Linked DNA regions of Homo sapiens: region 1 is linked to region 2. The links are chromatin loops, found by intact Hi-C in ENCODE. Cell type or tissue: psoas muscle. All regions are shown on one strand. Each heading gives the region's core, and the rest is flanking DNA. Links, peaks and the distances in the headings are about the cores only.

Region 1 (8,000 bases), core at 1-8,000, 54 kb before region 2:
TAGAACTTGAGCTCCAAACTCTGCCTCCCCAGCACTGATCAATGCAGTTCTTTGCATTCTCCTCCAGCTTTTTGGTTTGGTTTTGTTTTCTGTCGGGCTTCACAAATACAGTTTGAGTCAGCCAAGGATTTGAGGGGAGTTTATATTCAGATTTTTTAGGTCCCTTTTCTGTGGCTCTATCATTTCTGGGATTTCTCTCATCAAATTTCAGCCACCATGGGGGCCCCAAACTCTAACCTGTGATTCTGCTGCCTAATAAGACTATTGCTTTTGGCTTGAGCTCTGTTCTCTGTGTGCTATGCAGACTGGGTGACCCTTCAGAGGAAAAGCCGGGTAAATGTGGATGATTCCCATTTTATGAGGATTCTTACTGACCCTCCAGTTTTTAGTTGTTCTCAGGTGTCTTTAATTTGTAAAAATGTTTTGTTCAGAGTTTGTAGCTGTACTAGGCAATGGAATTTGCCCAATATAAGTTACTCCTCCACTACTAAAATCCAGAAATCTAATTAGTCTCTATTGATGGACATTTTTGCTTCTCATTTTAAACTTTCACACATAACACTGCCTTGGTATATCCATACAATGTGACTGATTCACATATCCTAGCTCACATATCATAGTTTTCTGAGTAAAATAGTGGGAATAATTTCTAATATGGAATCACTAGGTCCAAGGGTACATACCTTTACACTTTTGCTAGAAATTGCCAAATTTCTCTCCAAAAGTGTTGCAGCAATGATGTTTGTGATATCTGTTTCTCACATCCTCCTCAACACTAAGCATTATTAATTTTTAAATTTTTTTGGTAGTCTGATTAATAAAAGTTGTATGCCATTGGTTTCCTATGCTTTTGTTGATTTATGAGTGAGGTGGACTAACTTTTCATTATTAGTCATTCTACTTATACTTTACTTGGGTACAGAAATTTTCATTTATTAGAATAAAAATTTCTAAGAGCTACTGTTTACTGAGCAATTCTTTTTTTTTTTTTTTTTTTTTTTTGAGACGGAGTCTCACTCTGTCGCCAGGCTGGACTGCAGTGGAATGATCTCGGCTCACTGCAACCTCCGACTCCCTGGTTCAGGTGATTTTCCTGCCTCAGCCTCCCGAGTAGCTGGGATTACAGGCATGTGCCACCACATCCAGCTAATTTTTTTTTTTTTTTGTATATTTAGTAGAGACGGGGTTTCACCATGTTGGCCAGGATGGTCTTGACCGCCTAACCTCATGATCCACCCACCTCTGCCTCCCAAAGTGCTGGGATTATAGGTGTGAGCCACTGCACCTGGCCTACTGAGCAATTCTTAAGGCAGGTCCTGACTGGACAATCCTACCCTTCTTGCTGCAGTTTTTTTCGGAATGGTCACATAACCCAGACTGGAGCACTGGGTTCAGGAATGGTTGTATGACCTAACTGTTACAGTAAGAATACAGTGGGGCTTTTGTCTGAAGGTTTAGGGTAGAGAGGCCTTCCTTCTCTCAGGACATTGATGAGGAAGTTTGTAGCCTGAAGAGCTACTCCCATGAGAGAAACCAGTTTGAGGTCAAAGAATACACAAAGGTGGACAAAGCTGAGAAAATCAAAGGGAAACAGAGCCATAGCCTATTAAATTTGTGATGTGCAGAATCAAACCAACCTTGAAGTTTGTCTTCTATCTGAAATTTTCCATTGTGAGAACTGGTAACTGCCCTTATTAAAGCCAGTTGGATTTTCTGTTGCTTACAACCCAAAGCATCCTAAATCGTATACTCGGATGGACTCATATCCTTCAACAGTAGAAATGTAGCTGTTTTTTCTTTCCTGTGTATATTAATTATTGTGCATAGAAAATATATCTTAGACATTGAAGTGAGACCTCAGAGCTTCTTAAATATCGAATAAGCAGGCCGGGAGCAGTGGCTTGTGCCTGTAATCCCAGCACTTTAGGAGGTCAAAGTGGGGAGATCACTTGAGTTCAGGAGTTCAAGACCAGCCTGGCCAACATGGCAAAACCCGATGGCTACTAAAAATACAAAAATTAGCTGGGTGTGGTGGCTCATGCCTGTAATCCCAGCTACTGGGGAGGCTGAGGCAGGAGAATCACTTGAATCTGGGGGGTGAAGGTTGCAGTGAGCTGAGATTGTGCCACTGCACCCCAGCCTGGGCAACAGAGCGAGACTCCGTCTCAAAAACAACAACAACAACAACAACAACAACAAAATCAAATAAGCAATCCCAAAAGGAATGTGTTATAATTAATGCAAATCGGCCGTAAAAGTTCATCTCACAGAAATTTATGTCAAGTTTGCAACGAATTAGGGACAATGGGTAATAGGCTATTAGGTCATTGCACGCTGTTATGCGTAGAAAGTAGTTCTGTTATTTTTGCTTAGTTATGAACTAAACTCTGAGAGTTAGTTTATCATTTATGGGAGTTAATTGAGTGTAATGATTAAGATCATGGATTTTAAAATCAAATGGCCCAACATTCAGCAGTTGTGCCTCAGACAAATTATTTAACTCTTCCATGACTCAGTTTCCTCAGATGCAAAGAGAAGTTAATGGTATTTATATCTAGGGTTGTTAATAATGATCAAATGAGAGATCATGTCAAAGGTTTAGCAGAATGTCTGGCAAATAGCAAGCCATAATGTTTGTTATTATAGTTACCCACTTTTTTTTTTTTTTTTGAGATGGAGTCTTGCTCTATTGCCCAGGCTGGAGTGCAGTGGCGCCATCTCTGCTCACTGCAAACTCCGCCTCCCGGGTTCACGCCATTCTCCTGCCTCAGCCTCCTGAGTAGCTGGGAGTACAGGCGCCCGCCACCGCGCCCGGCTAATTTTTTGTATTTTTAGTAGAGACGGGGTTTCAACGTGTTAGCCAGGGTGGTCTTGATCTCCTTACCTCGTGATCCGCTCACCTCGGCCTCCCAAAGTGCTGGGATTACAGGCGTGAGCCAACGCGCCCGGCCCTTTTTTTTTTTTTTTTTTTTTAATAGTTAAACAACTACCGTGGGACAGAAGAGCTAAGTTTAGAATTGTAGAATATAGAGACTGAAGAACAAGCCCCGCTGAGCCAGTGTTGGCATTTGATGATCTTATCCACCTTGAATTTCTAAGGAACAGAGGTGTGACTAATTGAATCTACATCATTTTTGAAAAGTTCCATATCAGAAATAAGTCTTAGAGTGAGATAGCCCAAAAATTACCATCAGAGATCAGCCAAAAATCTGGTTCCAAAGCAACAGTTGCTCAGTTTTTGTTTTACTGAAAGTTTATTACTCTAGAACATCTTGCTTCTTTGCTTCATCAAAGCTGTGTGATTTTCTTCCAGTTTGTTTCTGGATCCTACACTAACTCAGAGAGTATAAAAAGCAAAGAAATACGATATTTGTCAAATTGTTAGGGAACACTCTAAATTGTCTTTCTCCATTTTTTCCACTAGGGGGCATCCCAGGCACAAAGGAGGCTGGGGTTCATTTGGGTCTCTATCTTTTCTTTTTCTCTTCTTTTCTCTTCTCCTTTTCTTTTTCTTTTCTTCTGTTTTTTTGAGACAGAGTTTTGCTCTTGTGGCCCAGGCTGGAGTGCAGTGGCACAATCTCGGCTCACTGCAACCTCCGCCACCTGGGTTCAGGAGATTCTCCTGCCTCAGCTTCCCGAGTAGCTGAGATTACAAGCATGCACCACCACTCTCGGCTAATTTTTGTATTTTTAGTAGACATTGGGTTTCACCATGTTGGCCAGGCTGTTCTCGAAGTTCTGACCTCAGGTGATCCTCCTACCTCGGCCTCCCAAAGTGCTGGGATTACAGGCATGAGCCACCGCGCCCAGCCGGGTCTCTATCTTCTTGAAATTATTTTTTGGTATAAGTCGATTTTCATTTCTTCCTTTTTCTAAACCATCACGATAAGGAATATGTGAGAAAGTTTTGAGACAGGATTTACAGCCAATACCTTGGTTAGCTTCATCTTGCTTTAAAATTCAAGTTTAAATCTTGTCAGATAACAATGTAAAAATAAAGCTATGATGATGGAGGAAGCTTTGACTCAGTTTTCTTCTTCCATTTCTCTCTACCTCATTAATTAATTAATTAATTCATTCATTCATTAAATAACTATTGGAAACTTATGTGCCAGGTACCAAGCTAGGGACCAGGAAGACAGAGGTGAACAAGATGAACATGGTCCCTGCCCTCATGGGGGCTCATGATCTGCTGGGAAAGACAGATATTAAATGGTAATTGTGCAAACTGCATCTAACTACCATTGTGATATGACCTTGAGTGAAACCACGGGGAAGTGTGAGCATGCAAAAGGGAGACCCTCATGTTCTTGAAACGTTGGCATATCAGAGAAGGCACCTCTGAACAAGAGGCACTTAATCTGAGATAAAGGAGTGGACATTAGCCAGGAGGAAGGGCACATGGGGAAAAGAACCTTTCACTCATTCAGCAAATAGCTATAGAGTATCTGCCATGGGCCAAGCCCTAGTCTAGATGCTGGGGACACATCAGTGAACAGAACAGACAAGGTCTCTGCCCTCACAAGGTCAACATCCTAGGGGGAGGAGATAGATAATAAAGAAGATAATAAATAAGTAAACAGTTAAATAAAAATATTGTTAGTGGTGGCAAACCCCATGGAGGAAGTAAAACAGGGTGGTGTAATAGCAAGTGATGAGGGGTGGGGTGGTTGCCTTAGAGATGGGGGTTAGGTTGATCCTCTCTGAGAAACTGTGACCTAGGGCATGGGGAAGAAAGGACCAGCTATGTGAAAATCTGGAGAATGGTGTTATGAATGGAGGAAACAGCACACATAAGGCCTTGAGACCAGAATGATCTTGTCATGTTTGGGGCCAGTGTGTGGCTGCAGCTGAGTAGAGTGGGGGCGAGGTAGAAGATGAGATCTGAGAGGCAGCCAAGGGTCTGATCATGTAGGGCTTTGCGGGGTATCATTAAAAGTTTGGATTTTAAAACACCGCATGTTCTCACTCATAAGTGGGAGTTGAACAATGAGAACACATGGACACAGGGAGGGGAACATAACACACTGGGGCCTGTCGGGGGGGTGGGGGGCAAAGGGAGGGAGAGCATTAGGATAAATGCTTAATGCATGCAGGGCTTAAAACCTAGATAATAGGTTGATAGGTGCAGCAAACCACCATGGCACACATATACCTACGTAACAAACCTCCACGTTCTGCACATGTATCCCAGAACTTGAAGTTAAAAAATAAAAAAAAGTTTGGATTTTAGTCCAGAAGAGTAGATGCTCCAGAATGAGCAGTCCTTTTGACACTGAAGAAGAGAACAGACTCGCTGGCACTAGAGCCCATATCTAGGGGACCATCAACTTGTTAATGTCCCTTGGTCTTTTACTCCGAAGACAAAAAAAATGAAGAATAAACAAAGTTGTGGAAAAGGTACTGATTTCACCTATCAAGGATGAAAGGGCAAAATTACAAGAACGGATTCCTGATCACTGGTCAACAAGGGCAAATGCTTGTCTTAACTACAAAAGAGACACCAACTCAACTAAAAAGCCTGCTTGTCGAGGCAAAGTAGCATTTTGTGATTGGGGGTTAAAGACTGACCTTCCAGCTTTTAGTAATAAAGACCTTTTTAAGGACACACAAAAAAAGTTTGGATTTTAAAGGCTGGGTATGGTGGCTTACACCTACAATCCCAGCACTTTCGGAGGCAGAGGTGGGAGGATTGCTTGAGGCCAGAAGTTTGAGACTAGCCTGGGCCACATAGCAAGACTCCCATCTCTTCCAAAAAAAAAGAAAGTTTGAGTTTTAATTCCGTGGGTGGTCACTGGGTGTGTGGGTTGGGTTTCAGCAGAGGAATGATGTGATTAAGTCTAGGTTGTGAGATAACCCTGGCTGCTGTGTGTGTTTTTTAAGCGAATGGATGTCAAAGCAAGATGTAGTAGACAGAATAATGCTCGCCAAAAGATATCCCCATACAAACACCTGGAACTTGTGAATATGTTGGGTTACATGGTAAAGAGGAATTAAGGGAGCAGATGGAATTAAGGTTGCTAATCAGCTGACCTTAAAATAAGGAGATTTTTCTGGATCATCCAGGTGGACCCAAAGTAATGACAAGGGTCCCTAAATGGGGAAGAGAGAGGAAAAGGAGTCAGAACAAAAGAGATGCAGTGTGAAAAAGGCATCTTAAGGGGAGGAGGTAGATAATAAAGAAGATAATAAATAAGTAAATGGTGACTTTGCTGCCGTTGAAGATGGAAGGAGGCCCTGAGTCAAGGCATGTGGATAGCTTCTAGAAGGTGGAAAAGGCAAGAAAAGGGATTCTCTCTACGAACTTCCAGAAAGGAATCCAACCCTGCCGCCATCTTGATTTTGGTCCAGCAAGACCCGTTTTAGACTTCTGACCTCCAGAACTGCAAGATAATAAATTTGGGTTGTTTTAACTCATTAAGTTTGTAATGGTTGTTATACCAGAGAGCCCTGTAAGAAAGCTACTGTAGGACTGGTGCCGTGGCTCATGCCTTTAATCTTGGCACTTTGGGAAGCCGAGGTGGGCGGATCACTTGAGGCCAGGAGTTCGAGACCAGCCCGGCCAACATGGCAAAACTCCGTCTCTACTAAAAATACAAAAAATTAGCTGGGCATGGTGGTGCTAGCCTGTAGTCCCAGCTACTCGGGAGGCTGAGGCAGAAGAATTGCTTGAACCTGGGAGGCGGAGGTTGCAGTGAGCCAAGATCATGCCACTGTACTCAAGCCTGGGCAACAGAGCAAGACTCCATCTCAAAAAAAAAAAAAAGCTACTGTAATTGTTTAGATGAGCTTTGGTAATGGCTCAAGAAATATTTATTTACCTTCCCTTCTAGGCGTGCTTTAGGTCCTCTTTCTTGGGGGTGATCAGGCCATTTCTATATAGGCAGAATTTGGCCTTTTATGAGTTCCTCCCAATACTTTCACTCCAACTAGTACAACTAGTACAACTAGTCCCCATGCATGGGATTCCACGTGACCTGGGGGAGTAAACACTTGGTCACAGTTCCAGGAGCAGACAGCTTGGGTGCATCAGTGAACCAGTGTGGGTGCAAACTGGGAAATTCTACACTGGGACAGGAAGAGAGATGAACGCCGTGACCGGGTCATTGCAGGTCTGACTGGCTGCTCACCCGAGGTTTGGAACAGGTACTCGAGATGAAACTCTCTGATGCCTCATGCAGGCAATGCACAGAGGCAACTTCATACTTCCCTCTCCTGACCCCTGATAAATAGATGTCTACTGGAATGAATGAATGAATGTATTGGAAAGGGAATTCCTTCTTTCTGTGGCTTCTCCAGCAAGTGTAGGTGATGCCTGAGTCATCTTTATGCCTGCCTCTCTTTGTGCTTGTCCAAACCAGAATTCAAAGTGTTTTGGTGCAGGGACATATTTTTATAGGGCAATTCCCCAGACTTAAATATTCAATATTCGTGAGTATTTTTTAAGAATTGGTTGTAACCCATGAGTATGAACGTTATCTTACAAGATTTTTTTTTTTTTTTTTTTGGTAATTGGTGGCCCAGAACTGTCTCTTATATTTAGAAGCCTGAATCTAGGGTTACGTATCAAGATATGTGCATCATGCTGTTTTGCTGAATGCAGCTGTCCTGCTGTAGGCCAAAGGTAATTTGCTGATCCAGGAGCTGAGGCCAGCGATTTTATATCTGCATCTGTTTCTGCCCATAACTTGTGGGCAGAGACAGGGCAACTTCAAGAGCTGTAGCCCTATTGGCCTCAGCACTGCGAAGAATGGTAGGACAGGGACTGTCTTCCTTCCCTTTAGTACAGCCAGTGTGTTCTCCTGCAAAGTGATGGCACAATACTTTGTTTATGCCTCTGTCTGGGCACTCTCATGTTTCCTTCTCATTGTTTGTGTGTGTCTGTTCCCCCCACTAGACTACTGCCACCTTCTCAGGGGTCTCTCTTAAACATTCTGGAATTTCCACCAGCCCAGTTTCTGTGGTTGAGCAGGTGCTCTATAAATACTGGTCAGAGAAGG
Region 2 (12,537 bases), core at 1-8,000:
GGGCACAAACTCGTCTTCTGAGTCAGGTAGCAAATTCCAGCTACAAAACCAATAGACAGTGAACTAACCCTAAATTTGCCAACACTCTTGCAACTTGCCTAGAGCCCCACTTCTTTGAGATCCAGGAGGGCAGAGACCTTGCTGATCTTATTTGCCACTTGATAGAGATAAAGGAATAGCTGGAATAGAGCCTGGCACATAATAGATGCTCAATAAGTACATGTTGAATAACAAATAAATATTCTTTCTCCAGGGTCGAGGGCCACATTAGGAAATTATAGGGTTCTTTCACATGGAATAAACAGATAGCCAGGGATGGGTGAGATCATGTTGAATGAGGCCTGAAAGCCAGCTTGTGCTCCTCACCAAGCTATGTGCCCTGGTGGAGGGCTGTGTCTGCATGGAGAAAATGTGCCATATTCAAATTCACACAACGATGCAATATGAGCTACCAGGAACCCAGTCTAGGGGGAAATTCTTGAGACATGCGTCCCTCAAATTGAGGTTAAGTATGCTTTCAATAAACAGACTTTCAATATATAGAGGAAGAAACACTTCTGTGTCCCTGACAATGCTTGACCCATCAACATCCAATACCACATGACATGTTGGACTAGAGCTTGTCTGTAGTGTGCCACCTCCTAACCCCCAGGACCCCAGGACTCCCCTGGTTCTACATGGGGTGGTAGAAAGAACACAGAAATCCACCACTCGAAGAACACTCTTCTTGAATGTGTATTTTTCCAAAGTAGTTTTCTTTGCCAGCACCTACTCTAATTTGGTGATTTTATAGAAAGCTTCTCAGGCTTGGTGTAATAAATATTTAAGCATTGATTGTTTTGAGATTGTTGGCTCTTTTTTTTTTTACCATTCTGGAAACTAATTATTTTGAGCCTTGTCAGTATGTTCCACACATCCATGTTTATATCAATTTGCATCATCCTACAGTGCTTCTTCATTGGGATGGTCTTGGTATTGGGAATGTGCCCATTCTTCACTGGGGGACAGCCCCTAGCATGGCAGACATTAGTACTTCGGCTTTTTCCACCAAATGCCAGTAACACCCCAAATCATTGAGGGCACCACAAATCATAAATTACAGAGAAGTGAGAGTTGAAAATTGCCAGGACTGAACATCACAAGAGACCCTAGGGGAAGCAAACGCCTGGCAGAATTGGTCTCCCACCTTTCTACTGCACATCCTTCCTCTTCCTCTTTGTCCTTTGTCCTTTGGAGTCCTTGTGATGAAACTGATCAAGTCCAGAGCTGCACTATATATCAATGGGAAAAGACTTCCAGTGCAACAGGAAGGGTGTAGGACACACTGTTTAGAATTTCTGTTTGTTTTTATATGTAACATGATATCTCCAGGTTCCAAATCTATACATCTGTCTGACAATTATTGCATGTACCTAGCATAGTGCTAAGAACTAGAATGCTTTGTTTTGTTTCATCCTTACAACAGTTTTGCTCAACTTAAAACAGCTTTCACATTCCCATTTTATAGATGAAGAAACCAAGGCTTTAAAAAGGTACAAAACTTGGCCGGGCGCAGTGGCTCACCCATGTAATCCCAGCACTCTGGGAGGCTGAGGCGGGCAGATCACTTGAGGTCAGGAGTTTGAGATCAGCCTGGGCAACATGGTCAAACCCTGTCTCTACTAAAAATACAAAAATTAGTCGGGCGTGGTGGCCGGCGTCTGTAGTCCCAGCTGGTTGGGGTGGCTGGGGTGGAAGGATCGCTTGAACCCGGGAGGTGGAGGTTGCAGTGAGCCGAGATTGTGCCACTGCACTCCAGCCTGGGTGACAGAGCAAGACTCCGTCTCAAAAAAAAAAAAAAAAAAAAAAGATACAAACTTGTCCATAGTAAACTGTCTCCAGTGGGGGAGGGAATGGGGAAGAGGGGATTAGAAAAGGAAGTTTCAATTCAAAGCATGTGCAAACCTCATCTCCCAGGGCATACCAAGCAGCATCATTAATATCTGACCTGTCACTACCATCTGGAGTGCCAGCTCATTTCAGACCAATGAGGGAAAAAGCCTTTGCAGGCAGTTTTCTAAGTGGCACTGGGAAAGGAGTGAATTGGCTGCTTCATTAATAAAGCAGGATAGAATGTGGGCACCAGTGCCAGCCAGACAGTCTGCTGCTGCCTGGAGAATTTGGCTGCAGCATTGTTTCCAGACTCTCGGCAAAAAAAGTCAAGACCGGATATATGGGGAGAGGAAGGAAGGGAGGAAATTGGCTGGTTGGTCGGAAGGAACCGGATGCGACGGCTTCCGGGCCTCCAGGATGGGAAAAAAAGGTTAATGATTCATCCACACCATTCATTCATGCATGCATTCATTTCATGATACTTATTAAGCATCTACCACGTGCCACATTTTCTTCTAGATGCTGAAGATACAGGAACCAACAAATATTCCTGCCCTTATGGAGCTTATATTCTAATGAGAGGGACACAGACTGTAAACATACAAATAATTAAAATACTATATCAGATGGAGAGAAGTAATTTGGTCAAAAGGTAGCAGGGAAGGAAGAACAGAGCTTGCGCGGGGTGGGTGGATGGGGGTCCTGATTTTAAACAGTAATCACAGAAGGCCTCATGAAGTGACATTTGAGTAAAGATTTTGTAAAGATACCGTGCTGGTCACTGTTCTAAGCACTTTACAATTATTTATGTCATGAATGCTCCCAACAACCCCAAGAAACATGGCTATGATTATTCTGGTTTTACAAAGAGACTGAGGTTCAGAGATGCAGTGACTTCAGAGATCACACAGCTAGAAAGTGGGAGAATTGGGATTTGAATACAGACTTGTCTGAACTTCAGCGGCTGCACGCTTTCATATCGGTGCAGACGCTGTCCACAAACCGGGTTTGGGAAAGGGCAAGTTACGGGTGCAAATGGAGCCTTGCAGGTGCCCACGAATCGAATATGGTGCCACCACCCGTGGGCAAGTGTGGGCGGACTTGATGGGGGACGGGTGGCTAGCGATTTTCACAGCGCTGAATCAGGGCTCTGCGTCTGTGGCCGGGGAGTTCCGTGGCCCAGCTGCAGGCGAGGTGAGCCGGTGGGGGAGGGAGCGCAACTGCAAGGGTTGTCCCGGGACAGTGCCGGTACGAACCTCACCCCGCCGCCACCCCCGGGCCAGCTGCTGCAGTCAATAAGGCGAGGGCCTAGCAGGCGCTCGTCGCCCTCCTGGTGGGGTTCGCTCGGGTGTTCCTACCAGGGTTGAAGAGGGCTAGGGAGCTGAGCTCCGGAAGGGCGGACTAGAGGCCCCAGCGGCCACTCCTAGAGAGGCGGGCAGCTCGGGAGGTCTGAGCGCAGAGGGCGGGCGGAGCCGCACGTTGCGTGGAATCCCCTAGTTCATTCCCGGGAGAGCCCCGGGCGCAGGACAGAGCGGTGGAGGGGCGCCTGGGAGCTCTGGGGGACACCAAGAGAAGAGAGGTTAGGGCCAGTGCGCAGCAAACGGGGAGGAACTACGACGCGCTGGGTAGAAAGAGTAAGAGAGGCGCACCCACTTTGCTGGTGAGGGGGGCACACGGGGAGCCTAAGAAAGGCCTAAAGAGGTAGTGGGTGTGAGCCAGCCTCGGGCGCGTTAAAAAGGGGGCGCCGGAGGGAGGCAAGGAGAGGAAGTTGGGTGTAGGAAGAAGCGAGAGGAAACTGTTGCCTGGACAGAGCGTGCCGTGCCAAAGCGCGGAAACGGGATCAAGGAGGGGGCATCAGGAATCGCCTGGGGACCCCCCGGAGAGTGGCGGAAGCGGTGCCCTTGGGCGCAGCAAAGAGAGAAGGGAGCACAGGCTGAGATAGAGACAGTCCTGGGCGCTGGAGAGCAGGAGCCCCCGGAGCGGCAGGGAAAGGAACGTAGAGCCTGCATGCTCGGGGTATGAGCTTACTGCGCTCGCTAGGGTGGCGCGCACTGGGGCTCTAGAAAAGAGGGTTGAGAAGCCCCGGGCAAGTGCCTAGGAAGGTCAGAGGAGTCAGCAAAGTCCACGGAAGAACTTCCCCGGGTTGGAGAGGAAACGCACCCTGGGAGCTGGAAAGAAGAGGAAAGCTAGCCTGGGGGAAGCTTGATCAGGGCTCTGAGTACCACGAGGAGTGCAGAGGAGGTGCTGATGATTGCGGGGAGAGCTCTGAGAGCCCGAGAAAGGTGAGGAGGAGGTGCGAGGACAAAGAACACCTAGCGCGGGCCGGGCCGTGAGGAAGGGAGCCGCAGAGAGCGCGCGGACTCCCCTGCAGGGGCTCAAAGCCGCCCGGGTCTCTCCTCCCAGGCTGCCTCTGGCCGTGATTCACTCACCATGATGGAAAAGACCAAAGCCACGATGTTGATGGGGTACGCAGGGCAAAAACACGAGACGATGGTGAGCCACAGGTAGTTCTTGGGCATGGGCACGTCCTCCTCGGTCTTGTCATCTTCAGTGTTGGCCTCGGGACTGCTGTCCAAAGCCCTCTTGAAGTCCGGGCTAGGGGCGTACTGAGACATGGGCGAGGCCGGCGGCGCCGGGAGGGCGGAGGAGCGCACGGTCTGTGTGGTCTGGGGCTCTGGCCGCCGGCTTGTGGCGAGGCTCTGAAAAGCCAGCGGCTCGGGGCTCAAGGGAGACGTGACCTCACCCCTTCTGCGTCCTCTGCCAGCACCCGCCCGGGCTCAGGGACCCTGGCCAAGAGCCTCCCCACAAGGAGGAAGGGAGGGAGAAAAGGAGTGAGGGGAGGCGGGGAGGACAGCGGGAGCGTCAGCCTGAGGAACAGGGAACAGGCAGATGAAGGCACCCCACTCCCTGAGATCGTCGGAGGGACGCACAGACTCACACTGAGAAGTCTGGAATAAAAGGAGGCTCAGGGAAGGAGGACGCAAAGGCCCATTAAGTTCCAAATTGGCCAGCCCGTGGGCTGAAGATGACCAGCTCATTTTTAAAAGCCACTTAATTCTAATACATTTAGATGGGACAGGACCAACCCTATCCAGTTGGCAACAGACTCACTACTTCCTCTTGACTTCAACGTTTTACCTTAACTGTCTGGTGCCTGGGCATTTGATTTGTCTCCTGTGCCTCAGACCTTGAACACTGAGCCCCAGGAATTTCTCCTCCCCCCGACCCCCTCCCCCAGGTGGGGTGGGAACCAGGTGCCCAGCTTTGGCCTCAAAGCTTTCCACATTCTACTTGGGGCTCAAGAGACTGGAGTCCAGTATAGTCAGTCAGTGGGCACTGCCCGGTCCATGCCCGTCCAGGTGCCCTCCCCAGTGTGGAAACAAGGAATTCTTCTTTCCACTTTTCCACCTGCAGGACCCCTGGGGAGAAATGCAGGTAGATCAGGCTGGCCTAGGCAACCTAGATGGATGAGTGGGCTGGGAAGAAGAACAAGGTATCCACTTTGGGGACTAGTGTGAGAAAAGCAATTGTATCAGTGTCTAAGCTATTCATGAGAGGGCCGTATGGACCAGAACTGAAGCTTGAATCCAGACAGAACTAGGAAATTGTCACTTCAGGAAAGCCCCTTCATCTTGCTAAGCCCCTATTTCTCCATCTGAAAAAGGGGAAATAATAGTCCCTGCCTCATAAAGTCGTAGTGACTCTTCTATGAGATGGTACATTATCCAGGTCAATCCATGTGCTCAATAAATATTAGCTATTATTAGCATACTATTTCTCCTTATATTCTGAAACATATAGTGCATTATACAGTATCCTAAACTTGATATCCCTTGCTAATATTTCACCAAAAATCCAGGTATTCTGAGCTGCAGGACCACAAAGAAATGAAAATAATTTGATCATGCAGTGTCAAAAGCAATTGCTCACATCATCATACTTGAAACTATTAATCATCTTCTTGGCTTTCTCAGAATATAAGCTGATTGCCTGGGAGATTCTCACTTATCTCATGAGCCATACTTATTTTGTTATCTGCCTCCCTCATTGGACTGCACACTCCCCGAGAGAAGGGGTCATCTGGCTCATCTTTGTGTCAGCATCTGGCACAGTTCCTGGTACAAGGGAGGTGCTTAGTATAGCTTGCTGGGTGAACACACAAAGATGAAATAGTACATTCTCCGCCATGCCTTCTTTCTCATTTTGATGGATTAATAAAATGGGAGTAACTAAAAGATTAGATTCATCTACTGAATTCTCAACCAAGTCTTTGCATTGGCTGTTCCCTCTGCCTCGGCTGTTTTTCCCTGGCTGTCACATGGCTCCTCCTTCTTTTTTTTTTTACTTTGAGTTGGAGTCTCACTCTGTCACCCAGGCTGGAGTGCAGTGGTGTGATCTCGGCTCACTGCAACCTCCACCTCCTGGGTTCAAGCAATTCTCTGCCTCAGCCTCCCGAGTAGCTGGGATTACAGGTGTCTGCCACCACGCCCAGCTAATTTTTGTATTTTTAGTAGACACAGGGTTTCACCATCTTGGCCAGGCTGGTCTTGAACTCCTGACCTCATGATCCACCCGCTTTGGCCTCCCAAAGTGCTGGGAGGCTCCTCCTTCTTATTCCTCAGGTGACAGGTCAAGTCACTTCCTCAAAGAGAGGTCTTCTTGTAGATTATCTAGTGTAGGTCTCCATCCTTATTTTATTCTTGCCAGTTTATTATTTTTTGTGTGTGTAGCGTGTCACAATTGTAATTTATTTCTTTACTTGTTCACTGTTTGTTCTATCTCTAGACTATAGCCTGTCCAACCTGTTCAGAACTATATTTCCAGCACTTAAGAATTGTCCTGGTGCATAGTAGGAATGCAAGAAATGTTTCTTGAATGAATTGACCAAAATTACCTGGATGTATTGAAAAAAATGATTTTCAGGTTTTGATCAAGACCTACTTGGATTAGAATTTCTCAGGTAGCACCCCAGAAATCTGTACTTTTTTTTTTTTTTTTTTTGAGATGGAGTCTCACTCTGTCACCCAGGCTGGAGTGCAGTGGTGCGATCTCGGCTCACTGCAAGCTCTGCCTCCCAGGTTCATGCCATTCTCCTGCCTCAGTCTCCCGAGTAGCTGGGACTACAGGCACCCACCACCACGCCTGGCTAATTTTTTTGTATTTTTAGTAGAGACGGGGTTTCACCGTGTTAGCCAGGATGGTCTCCATCACCTGCCCCTGTGATCTGCCTGCCTCGGCCTCCCAAAGTGCTGGGATTATAGGCATGAGCCATCACGCCTGGCCAGAAATCTGTACTTTTAATGCCTGAGAAAACTGTATTTTTAGAATACTCCCTGGTGATTCTGATGCAACTGAGCAATTTCTCAGATCCCAGTTCTGTCTCTAATTCTTAGGACACAGTCCAGGATCTTTAGCTTGGAAATCCTCTCAGGTGTCCCAAACTCAATGTGTCAAAGAGGAACTCATTGTCTTCCCTAAGAACTTGCTTCTCAAGGCTTGGTCTTTGGTCAATGAACACTGCTCACTTTTCCAATCTCTTCTGCCAAGTATCTCCTTTCTTATTTATTTATTTATTTACTATTTATTTTTTAGAGACAGCCTTGCTCTGTCACCCAGGCTGGAGTGCAGTTGTGCAATCATAGCTCTCTGCAACGTCGAGCTCCTGGCCTCAAGCGATCCTCCCGCCTCAGCCTCCCAAAGTGCTGGGATTACAGGCATGCACCACCATGCCCAGAATTCTCTCCTTTCTTACTGCACTTCAATTACATAGACATTTTTCCCCGTTTCTCTAACATACCTAACCTTTTCCCACCCCAAAGTCTCTGTACCTACTGTTCTTTCCTCCTGGAATGCTTCCTCTCCTCTCTAACTATTGGTTCCTTCTCATCTTCCAGGACCCACTAACTCACATGTTACCGCCTGACAGAGGCCTTCCCTGACCATCATATCTAAAGTGGACCCCATCCTCTTATTCTCCATCCCATTACCTTGTTTATTTTCTATGTCAGACATGGTCTTTTTTATTTATTTGTCTTCTTATTTACTGTCTTTCCCACTAGAAAGGAAGCTCCACAAGGGCAGATATTTTTTTCCATTTTGTTTGCTGTGTTATCCCAAACACCCAGAACTGTGCCTGGCCATTAGCAGGTGCTCAACAGATAATTCATTGAATGAATAAATTGTGAATTTAGTCCTCCAAGTTAGGTACTTGGCAGCATTCTTCTTCTCTTTCCTTCAGCCTCTCCATGAATTATTCATCAAACTATTGATTCATTCTCAAATGTGACTCTTCATTCCATGTCTTCTTTTTCCCATCCTCCTGGGCTTCCAATTCTGGCTCTTATTCACAATGAAAAAGTGCTCTCTGAACCATATTTGTGATCTGAGCCTAATTTATTTTAAAAATATTTGTATTTTTATTTTTCCCCCTTCTTTTCACAGGTGTTGATGAGGCTAGTTAATTTCGTTGGTGCCAGTAGCCCAAGGTTTGGGTACCAAATGAAATTTTGCTTTTCAAAGTTTTGAACTATATTGTTCACTGTAACCCACTAGTGTCATCTAGGGAAAGCCAAAAGAAGGGATTGTTGACTCATTGTGGACTGTTTCTTCTGCCAGGAAAACAACTGCTTAACATGAGCCGAGCACTCTAGAATCGCCAAACATTGACCGAGCACCACTGTTGCACTAAGTGCATTCCCTGTGTGTATCATCTCATTTAATTCCTACAGCAAATTTTCTGAGGGAGGTGATGAGGTTTTCTTTTTCCCAAATGAGGAAACCTAGGAACAGATAGGTAAAGGGACTTGTGTAAAGTCTTCTGGCTAAGAGGAGGTGCCAGAATTTGAACTCGGTCTGAGATATTTGTTCAGCTGGCAGGTCCAGGCCAGAAAGTTAAATGGATATCTCTGAAGTTCATTGGAGTTATTATGCTCTGCTCAGGGAAGATGGATTAATAGCTTGTTGACTGGTCTAAGATGTAGCAGTGAAATTGCCATCACTTGAAACTTTTCAAATTAAATTGAAAAGAAAGTGCCTACACCAGAAAATGTAATGTATATGGTGCTGATTCTTGAGGGATGCATTAGATCACTCAGTGGGGGTTTCCAGCTCTAATTTCCTGAGCTTCACTAATTTTCTCTTGAGAGGTCAGTTTATTGTTCTTGGATGAACCCTACTGGCTGATTGCTTAATAATGTGGCAATACCTACCCTCTTTCAAATGAGACAGAAGAGAAAGCAACTTTCTAATAGCCAGCCTAGGAGAGGGGAAAGGCTTACTGTAGCTTTCTGGATTCTAGTGTAGCAACTTGCCTTTTTGATCTTTGAAACAAGTTTATTTCCAAATGTAAAAGTAATACGTATTCATTTAAGAAAATTGAGAAAATGAAGAAAAACATAAACAGAAGGAGGTGTCATCCAAGTAACCACTACAAACAGAAGGAACTATTTCCTTCTGGTCTTCTTTGTATATGTATATATCATTTTCCACTAAAATGGAATTATATACAGTTTTGTTTCCTCTTTTTCTCACGCAACATTATATGATGGTTAACATCCTTTGCAGATATTTTCATGGTCTGAGTAATTTCCCATTGATTAAATGAATTATTATTTATGTCACCATGCCCTGATCACTAAGTATTGCAGTTATTTTTAGTGTTTATACAGTTATTTTAAAAATTGCTGTGATGAATCTCTTTTGTATCTGAGTGTCTGCATTCGTGATCTTTTCTTTGTGAATTGTGATCTTACAGGGTAGATATCAGTCTTTGAAAGAGCAGAGAAACAATTCAGATTGGCTGGTTGAGAAGTTGTATCGTAAGATATGTATGAAAGGTAAAATTAAAATTTAGGCCAAGGAAACAACCATAGATTCAATAGACTACAGACATGAGATGCTTCATAAGAGATGAAATGAGATGGATTCAAAGAACAACTTCCCAATGCCAAATGGATCCCCGAATTTATAACATTCAATGGCAATGGATTGGTGTTGAATCTATGAATGTGTGCTGGAAATCTGTGCATTTGATCTTAGCTATGTCTGGGATTCCAAAATAAAAGTGGGCTGGGGTGGAGGGGCAGGGGGTGGGGGAGGGAGGAGAGAGAGAGAGAGAGAGAGATTCTGCTGATCTGTGAGAATATAAGAGAGAGAGTCCAGATCTTTAGGAAATGGTAAGAGGTTGCAAGTATTTGCTGCCAAATTTTGCATTAGTCTCAAGTGCCAGCCGTTAGTAGTCATAAAGCCATAAAGTAACTGCTGTGGTCTCAGGGGTTTGCTACAAAATAACAGTGTCTTTTTGGCTAATATTATTAGAAAACCATTTACCTTTCCACTTTCCAACAACTTTGGTCCTCTCACAAAAAAAAAAAAAAAAAAAGAAAAAAGGGAAAAACAGAGGAGAGGAAGTATAGGGGGAAACAGATTTGGTTTCCTTCCTTCCTTCCTTCCTTCCTTCTTTCCTTTCTTTTTTTTTTTTTTTTTTTTTTGAGTCAGAGTTGCCCAGGCTGGAGTGCAGTGGTGTGATCTCAGCTCATTGCAGCCTCCTCCTCCTGGGTTCAAGTGATTCTCCTGCCTCAGCCTCCTGAGCATCTGGGATTACAGGCGCCTGCCACCATGCCCGGCTAATTTCTGTATTTTCAGTAGAGATGGGGTTCCACCATGTTGGCCAGGCTGGTCTTGAACTCCTGACTTCAGGTGATCCACCTGCCTTGGCCTACCAAAGTGTTGTGATTACAGGCATGAGCCACCACACCTGGTCTCGTTAATTTCTTAAGCCATACCTTTTAATGAAACTACTTCTGGACAGAGGACCATATTAAATAAAACTCAGCCTCTCAGGCTTAAAATGCAATTCTTTCCCTATTTGTCCTTCATTGTACCAGATACTAAGAAAGCGTCCACCTGTCACTCTTCTTGCTGAATTGATGATACAAAATGCTGTGTATTGGACCATACTCTGTAGCTCATGGATGAGCTGCTTATAATAATTAGCAAATATAGAAGTGGTAATGGAAATCAGAGGGAAACCACCCATACTCTAATATACTAGCATTGACATTCCTCATACTCTCTTCTAGTCCTTGGATCCAGGTGCAATTTTCATACACTTGCAATAAAAGTACATACACAATTTGGTATCTTGATTTTTTAAAAACTTAATGCTGTATACTAAACCCTTTGCAAATTGTGATTCTCTTTTTGATTGCTTTAAAACTTGATGATAATCATTTTTGATCGCTTTAAAAATTGTATGATAATTTAATTGTTTTCCTTTTGTTGGATACTTTTGGGGAATTTGTCATCTTTTGTATGAAAAATAAGAAAGCATGGCTGGGCACGGTGGCTCATGCCTGTAATCCCAGCACTTTGGGAGGCTGAGGTGGGAGGATTGCTTGAGCCCAGGAGTTTGCGACCAGCCTGAGCAACATGGCAAAACCCCGTTTCTACAGAAAATACCAACAAAATTAACTGGGCTTGGTGGTGTGTTCCTGTAGTCCTAGCTAGTCAGGAGGCTAAGGTGGGAGAATTGATTGTGTCCAGGAGGTTGAGGCTGCAGTGAGCCATTTTTGTGCCATTGCACTCCAGCCTGGGTGACAGAGTGAGACCCTGACACACACACACACACACACACACACACACACACACACACACACACACACAGAGCAGGAATTTTAGAGAGGCTTCTAAGCCCTATTTCCTTTCTCTCTTCCCTCACCACCTACCCAGGAAAGTACTGTGGCATCATCAGATGAAATGGAGACACTCAAAGCAAGTCTGTCTATGCTGGGAGGATTGGGGAGAGGTCTCATGAAGCAGAATTATTTCCAAAGACTCTGAACTCCAAACCACTTAGGGCTTGAAGGACTGAAAGTTGGGCAGGGAATTGCAACCAGAGTGATGGATGGTGGAGGCACTGAGAGTGGTAGATGAGCAGAGTTGGTCTGGAGAGGGTGCTAGGAAGACTGGGAGTAGACGAGAACTGCACTTTGGTGTGGCCTCGAGAGGGAGAACAGAGTTCTATTTGGAGCACACTATCTGGTGCACCTTACTTAAGGAGAACAGATATTCTGGATTTTTTGTCAGCCTGTATCATACTTTATTAGTTACATGTTATTTTATTTGAGGCCGGGCGCAGTGGCTCACGCCTGTAATCCCAGCACTTTGGGAGGCCGAGGCGAGTGGATCACGATGTCAGGAGTTTGAGACCAGCCTGGCCAATATGGTCTCTACTAAAAACTACAAAAATTAGCCAGGCGTGGTGGCACATGCCTGTAGTCCCAGCTACTCAGGAGGCTGAGGCAGGAGAATTGCTGGAACCCGGGAGGAAGACGTTGCAGTAAGCCAAGATCGTGCCACTGCACTCCAGCCTGGGTGACAGAGCAAGACTCCATCTCAAAAAAAAAAAAAAATGTATTTGGCTACCCTGTGTCAGGCAGTATTTGGGTTGGGTGCCAGAGATAGCGTGATAAGCAAGAAAGCCATGATTCCTACCCTTATGGACAAATAAGATAATTTGTGATGAAGGAAATAAAATAGGATAATGGCCAGGCGTGGTGGTTCATGCCTGTAATCCCAGCACTTTGGGAGGCCGAGGCAGGCAGATCACGAGGTCAGGAGTTCGAGACCAGCCTGACCAACATGGTGAAACTCTGTCTTTACTAA

Evidence for each region. A loop is a pair of places that touch in the nucleus more often than their neighbours do. Peaks named below come from ENCODE experiments on the same cell type or tissue, not always from the same donor. Only the 100,000 strongest peaks of a DNase experiment are listed, where the experiment ranks them.
Region 1: it touches region 2 in a loop (3.0-fold over the local background); 9 of 110 quality-filtered maps call a loop at or near these places.

Annotation. Positions count from the first base shown.
Region 1 is chr12:119,644,828-119,652,827 of GRCh38, reverse strand. The region is part of intron 1 of PRKAB1-AS1 (PRKAB1, TMEM233 and CCDC60 antisense RNA 1); the gene reads left to right. It also overlaps a transcript of TMEM233 not described here. Among named protein-coding and RNA genes, the nearest start is that of PRKAB1-AS1, 19 kb to the left of the region's middle. In psoas muscle, for the core only: a CTCF peak has its summit at 3,417 (motif pointing right); a DNase peak (open chromatin) is centred at 7,087; H3K27ac peaks cover 1,992 bases.
Region 2 is chr12:119,585,799-119,598,335 of GRCh38, reverse strand. It overlaps TMEM233 (transmembrane protein 233), which reads right to left and starts at 4,562. Exons shown (of 3, transcript NM_001136534.3): 1 at 4,302-4,562. The coding sequence starts at 4,487. The region is part of intron 1 of PRKAB1-AS1 (PRKAB1, TMEM233 and CCDC60 antisense RNA 1); the gene reads left to right. RefSeq lists an enhancer at 4,001-4,574. In psoas muscle, for the core only: no CTCF peak of the experiment used is centred there; DNase peaks (open chromatin) are centred at 2,235, 3,145, 3,735, 4,625 and 1 weaker place; H3K4me3 peaks cover 4,390 bases; H3K27ac peaks cover 5,329 bases.